Regions from separate parts of the Homo sapiens genome. Here region 2 is linked to region 1. A link is a contact called in ENCODE Hi-C or POLR2A ChIA-PET data. All regions are on one chromosome and are shown on one strand. The core of a region is the stretch at or near the end of the contact, and the rest is flanking DNA. Distances in the headings are between cores, read along the strand shown. Region 1 overlaps ZNF771 (zinc finger protein 771). Region 2 has its middle 17 kb from the start of PRR14.

Evidence for each region. Hi-C counts contacts between places; a loop is a spot of excess contacts on that map. ChIA-PET counts read pairs that join two places held with the same protein, here RNA polymerase II (POLR2A). Pooled maps may share reads with other maps.
Region 2: POLR2A ChIA-PET joins it to region 1 with 11 read pairs in HEK293. The contact joins two enhancer-like sites. A Hi-C loop is called at or near these places in 3 of 168 maps with a recorded cell type or tissue (heart left ventricle, ovary and right lobe of liver), 2 of 37 single-sample maps with no recorded cell type and 12 of 50 pooled maps. POLR2A ChIA-PET finds 5 or more read pairs at or near these places in 23 of 52 experiments (A549, CD4-positive, alpha-beta T cell, Caco-2 and 18 more).

The regions. Positions count from the first base shown.
Region 1 is chr16:30,413,067-30,415,693 of GRCh38, reverse strand. The region is part of intron 2 of ZNF771 (zinc finger protein 771); the gene reads right to left. Among named protein-coding and RNA genes, the nearest start is that of SNORA80C, 5.4 kb to the left of the region's middle. Within about 2 kb of position 1,338, at least 4 of the 41 ENCODE cell types and tissues checked have a DNase peak (open chromatin) inside an H3K27ac peak, as active enhancers do.
Region 2 is chr16:30,633,029-30,635,655 of GRCh38, reverse strand. No RefSeq gene overlaps it. Among named protein-coding and RNA genes, the nearest start is that of PRR14, 17 kb to the left of the region's middle. RefSeq lists enhancers at 288-1,238, 1,239-2,190. Within about 2 kb of position 1,300, at least 38 of the 41 ENCODE cell types and tissues checked have a DNase peak (open chromatin) inside an H3K27ac peak, as active enhancers do.

The sequences.
Region 1 (2,627 bases), core at 89-2,588:
AGAGGGACAGCAAGGCCAGGTGCAGTGGCTCACGCCTGTAATACCAGCACTTTGGGAGGCCGAGGCAGGTGGATCACGAGGTCAGGAGTTCAAGCCCAGCCTAGCCAAGATGTTGAAACCCCGTCTCTACTACAAATACAAAAATTAGCTGGGCGTGGTGGCGGACGCCTGTAATCCCAGCTACTCGGGAGGCTGAGGCAGGGAACTGCTTGAACCCGGGAGGTGGAGGTTGCAGTGAGCCAAGATTGCACCACTGCCTCCAGCCTAGGTGACGGCAAGACTCCGTCTCAAAAAAAAAAAAAAAAAAAAAAGGGTGACAGCAGAAAATAGTAGGGCCTTCTGTTTCTGAAGCTGCAGGAGGGCAACTTCAAGGCCTTCAAGATAGTTTGTCAAAAGGTAGTGGCTTTGTGGTAACCAACTCAGAAATTAGAAAATAAGCCAGGCGTGGTGGTTCACACCTGTAATCCCAGTACTTTGGGAGATCGAGGTGGGCGGATCACTTGAGGTCAGGAGTTCAAGACCAGCCTGGCCAACATGGTGAAACCCTGTCTCTACTAAAAATACAAAAATCAGCTGGATGTGGTGGCTCATGCCTGTAATCCCACCTACTCAGGAGGCTGAGGCAGGAGAATCACTTGAACCCGGGAGGCAGAGGTTGCAGTGAGCTGAGATCATGCCACTGCACTCCAGCCTGGGGAACAGAGTGAGATTCCATCTCAAAAAAAAAAAAAAAAAAAAAAAAAAAAAGAGGCCGGGCGCGGTGGCTCACGCCTGTAATCCCAGCACTTTGGGAGGCTGAGGTGGGCAGATCACAAGGTCAGGAGATCGAGACCATCCTGGCTAACATGGTGAAACCCCATCTCTACTAAAAAAATACAAAAAATTAGCCAGGCGTGGTGGCAGGTGCCTGTAGTCCCAGCTACGCGGGAGGCTGAGGCAGGAGAATGACATGAACCCGGGAGGCGGAGCTTGCAGTGAGCGGAGATGCGCCACTGCACTCCAGCCTGGGCAACAGAGCGAGACTCCGTTGAAAAAAAAAAATTAGAAAACAGGGCAATTTAGAAAATTAGTGACCAAGAGAAATCTGGTTTAAATAGTATCTATACTGATAACAATAGCAACAATCAATAACAAAGTATTAAGCTTTGACAACACTATGTATGTTATTGTATTAAATCCTCCTGTCACCCGCCTTGAGCTGGGTGTTCTCTCTTTTGATAGCTGAGAAAGCTGAGGCTGAGGGCGATGAAATTCACATGGCCAGTGGGAGCCAGGATGGACTCAGGGTGCCCATGAGACCATGCCGTCATTCAGGCTACACTGTTCTGAACTCACGTGACCAAGATGTGACAGAGGCTGGATTCCACGTCCCTGGCACACTCCAAGAGGGATTCAAGGTTAAAATACAACTTGATACTTTAAATGGAGAAACTCCCCACAGTATGTTTGGTACCATCTGAATTCAAGGTCACATTTTCCAGTCTTGCCCTGGTTTTGAAATCTATTGGTTTATTTCAATACATCAGCCACTGTGGAGAGAACTTGTCTCATCAGATCTACATTTTTCTGGCCCGTTTTTCCTTGGCACCCTCTTTCAGGTGACTTTGGACAGCCTGAGGGCTTCCTCATGCTGAGTTCACTGACTTCTGAAAAAGAAATTCTCCATACAAGCACTGTTGATGTCTCCAGCCCAGGAGAAGGGGCCTTGGATGCCCGAGGAAAAATCTTGGTAAGAGGAGCTGAATCCAGCTCATTAAGATCCTCCTCTGCCCCAGTGTCCCGAGAAAGGCCAGGTAGGCTAAGTGAGATCAAATTCCCAGTATGAGGCCAGGTGCAGTGACTCACACCTGTAATCTTAGCACTTCGGGAGGCCAAGGAAGGAGGATTACTTGAGGCCAGGAGTTGGACACCAGCCTGGGCAACACAGTTAGACCTCGTCTCTACAAAAAGTGAAAAATTAGCCAGGTGTGGTGGGGTGCACTTGTAGTCCCAACAACTTGGTAGGCCGAGGAAGGAGGATCACTTGAGCCCAAGAGTTCAAGGCTGCAGTGAGCTACAATCACGTGCCACTGCACTCCAGCCTGGGTGACAAAGCGAGATCGTGTCTCTAAAAAAAGAAAAAAAAACCCAAAATTTCCCAGCATGAGGTATAAGGTGGTATGTGGGCAAACTTTAAAAAAGTCTCATAATTGTTACACATTTATTTTCACGAATATTTAAAAAACAAGATATCACATGAAACCCACAATTTCATCAGTACTATTGTTTAGATGAAGGTACATTTATTTAACAAAACAATGTGAATCTATTTGAAGAAAAACATTAATAAATAATGTGAGTACAACATATGAGCAATACACATGTGACTGAAACTTGGCAAATACCAGACTAGGTGATCATTAATGGCCCAAGCATGTCTTAAATTCTACAACTATTAGATTTAAAAATTAGAATAAATGGTATTTGCACTATAACAGGAGGCTACTGTGAACATACAATGTAGTGTAATAATATAATAATCCAGGTATTAGAAGTTAGTGATTTTTGTTTTCCTGCTTAAATGTTTTTTAACCAGAGCAAACATCCCAGTTTCTTCCTTAGCCATTACTTCTCTAATTAATAAAATA
Region 2 (2,627 bases), core at 51-2,550, 220 kb before region 1:
GTGTGAACCACCGTGCCCTGCCTGGATGGGGATAGTTTTGTAAACTATAGAGTGCCCCCAATTTTTAGTAAAGTTACAAAGAATTTTCACACATTTTGAGTTTTATGGAGCTAGAATGCACATCACAAATACACCTATTTGAAGTGTACAATTCAATTTTTGTGCTAGCATGAAAATTTTAGTGCACTTTCATGACCACAAAAAGAAACTGCATATTCATTAGCATTCACTCCCCATTCCCCCTAGTCCTTCTTTTTTTCCCTGGGCCATAGCGTCTGGCCAATGAAACGGATTTTTGTGCTAGCGCGGCCACAATCAGTACTAGTACATTTTCATCACCCCAGAAAGAACCTCTGTATTTATTAGCATTCACTCCCCTTTCCCCGAGTCCTTCTATAGATTTGTGTATTCTAGATATTTCATATTTTATAAAACACCTTCACACATTTTTACTTGACTTCCAGGATTTTTCTTTTCTCTCTTTTTTTTTTTTGAGACAGAATTCCGCTCTTGTTGCCCAGGCTGGAGTGCAATGGCGCGATCTCGGCTCACCACAACCTCTGCCTCCCGGGTTAAAGCGATTCTCCTGCCTCAGCCTCCAGAGTAGCTGGGATTACAGGCATGCGCCACTACGCCCGGCTAATTTAGTAGAGACGGGGTTTCTCCATGTTGGTCAGGTTGGTCTCGAAGTGTGATCCGCTCAAAGTGCTGGGATTACAGGCGTGAGCCACCGTGCCCAGTCCAGGAGGATTTTTCTTTGTAAGAACCTTTTACAATGATCTGTGGGGGTCCATCCCTCCTATTTTACAGGAGAAAATAGACGGTTATCTAGGCTTTGTGAGTGCCAAGTTCGCACGCGGCTTTCGACTCCGTGGCTACATTGTCGGGCCGGGATTTCGCGATTTCGAGGAGGGATGCTCGGCCTCCTCCTACTAGCGTGGTTGGGGCCTCGGCCAGGGCCGAGTTCCGCGGGGGAGAGCCCCAGGGTTCTGCCACCGCACCGTTGACCTAGAATGCACGTGGGGACAGCCAAAGGTCCAGTCTCCAGTCTCGGAACCCGCGGGCCCCCGAACACGTCTGCCTGCTTGGTCTTCTTTGAACCCAAGTCCCACCGCCCACCAGGATCCTAATGACGCCGGCCTGGGGAACTCCCACGCACGCGCCGTTCAAACGCCCCGCCCTCCGCGGCCCAATCACCGCACACCTTGTTTGGACGTTCGACCAGAAGCGTCCTATCAGCGAGCGCGATCCTAGAGACTGACCAGGATCCGTGACGCCCGTTCGGGTGGGCAGTGCCAGTGCGCTGAAGGGCAAGCCTCAGGGGAAGCTTGTTCCTTATTTAGTAAGATTAGCTTGACTAAGGGAGCGAAGGGCGTCACACTGCTTTTGGAAACAGGTGGTGAGGCTGGCGTCGCCATGTTTTCTAAGGGACTTTCTCAGGATCAGATCCAAGAGTGGTCCTTTAGGGCTTTTTTTTTTTTTTTTTGAGACGTTGTCTCGCCCTGTCACCCAGGCTGGAGTGCAGTGGCGCGATCTCGGCTCAGTGCAACTTCCGTCTCTCGGGTTCAAGCAATTCTCCTGCCTCAGCCTCCAGGGTAACTGCGATTACAGGCTCCCGCCACCACGCCAGGCTAATTTTTGTATTTTAAGTAGAGACGGGATTTCACCATATTGGCCAGGCTGGTCTTGAACCCCTGACTTCCAGTGATCCGCCAACCTCAGCCTCCCAAAGGGGCTTTTAAATGTAAGGGCCGCGCAGGGGCTCCGGGTAGGGCATGAAAGGTTGGGAGGGGCCCTAGCCATTGTCTTTTTTGTTATTGTTAAGGCTGACTTTTTTTAGGCTGTCGCCCATTCTAGAATGCAGCGGCGTGATCTTGGCTCACTGCAGCCTCGACTTCCCTGGCTCAAGTGATCCTCCCACCTCAGCCTCCCGAGTTGCTGGGACCACAGGTGCCACACCGCGCCCGCTTAATTTTTTTTTCTTTATATATATTTTTTTGTAGTGACGGGGTTTCGAACTCCAGGACTCAACGGAGCCTCCCATCTCAGACTCTGGGTGAGATTATAGGCGTTAACCATGACTCCCTACCCAGTATAAACTCAAACACACCAGGCGCAGCAGCTCACGCCTGTAATCCCAGCACTTTGGGAGGTGAAGGCAGGTGGATCACCTGAAGTCAGGAGTTCGAGACCAGCCTGGCCAACATGGCGAAATCCCGTCTCTACTAACAATAACAAAAATTAGCTGGGCGTGGTGGCAGGCGCCTGTAATACCAGAGATTCAGGAGGCTGAGGCAGGAGAATCGCTTGAACCCAGGAGGTGGAGGTTGCAGCCAGCCAAGATCGTGCCATTGCACTCCAGCTGGGGCAACAAGAGTGAAACTCTGTCTCAAAAAAACAAAAACAAAAGCAAATAAAATATTGCTGGGCGCGGTGGCTCACACCTGTAATCCCAGCAGTTTGGGAGGCCAAGGCGGGCGGATCACTTGAGGTCAGGAGTTTGAAACCAGCCTGGCCAACATGGTAAAAACCTTTTCTCTACTAAAAATACAAAAAAATTAGCCCAGCGTGGCAGTGGATGCCTGTAATCCCAGCTACTTGGGAGGCTGAGACAGGAGAATCCCTTG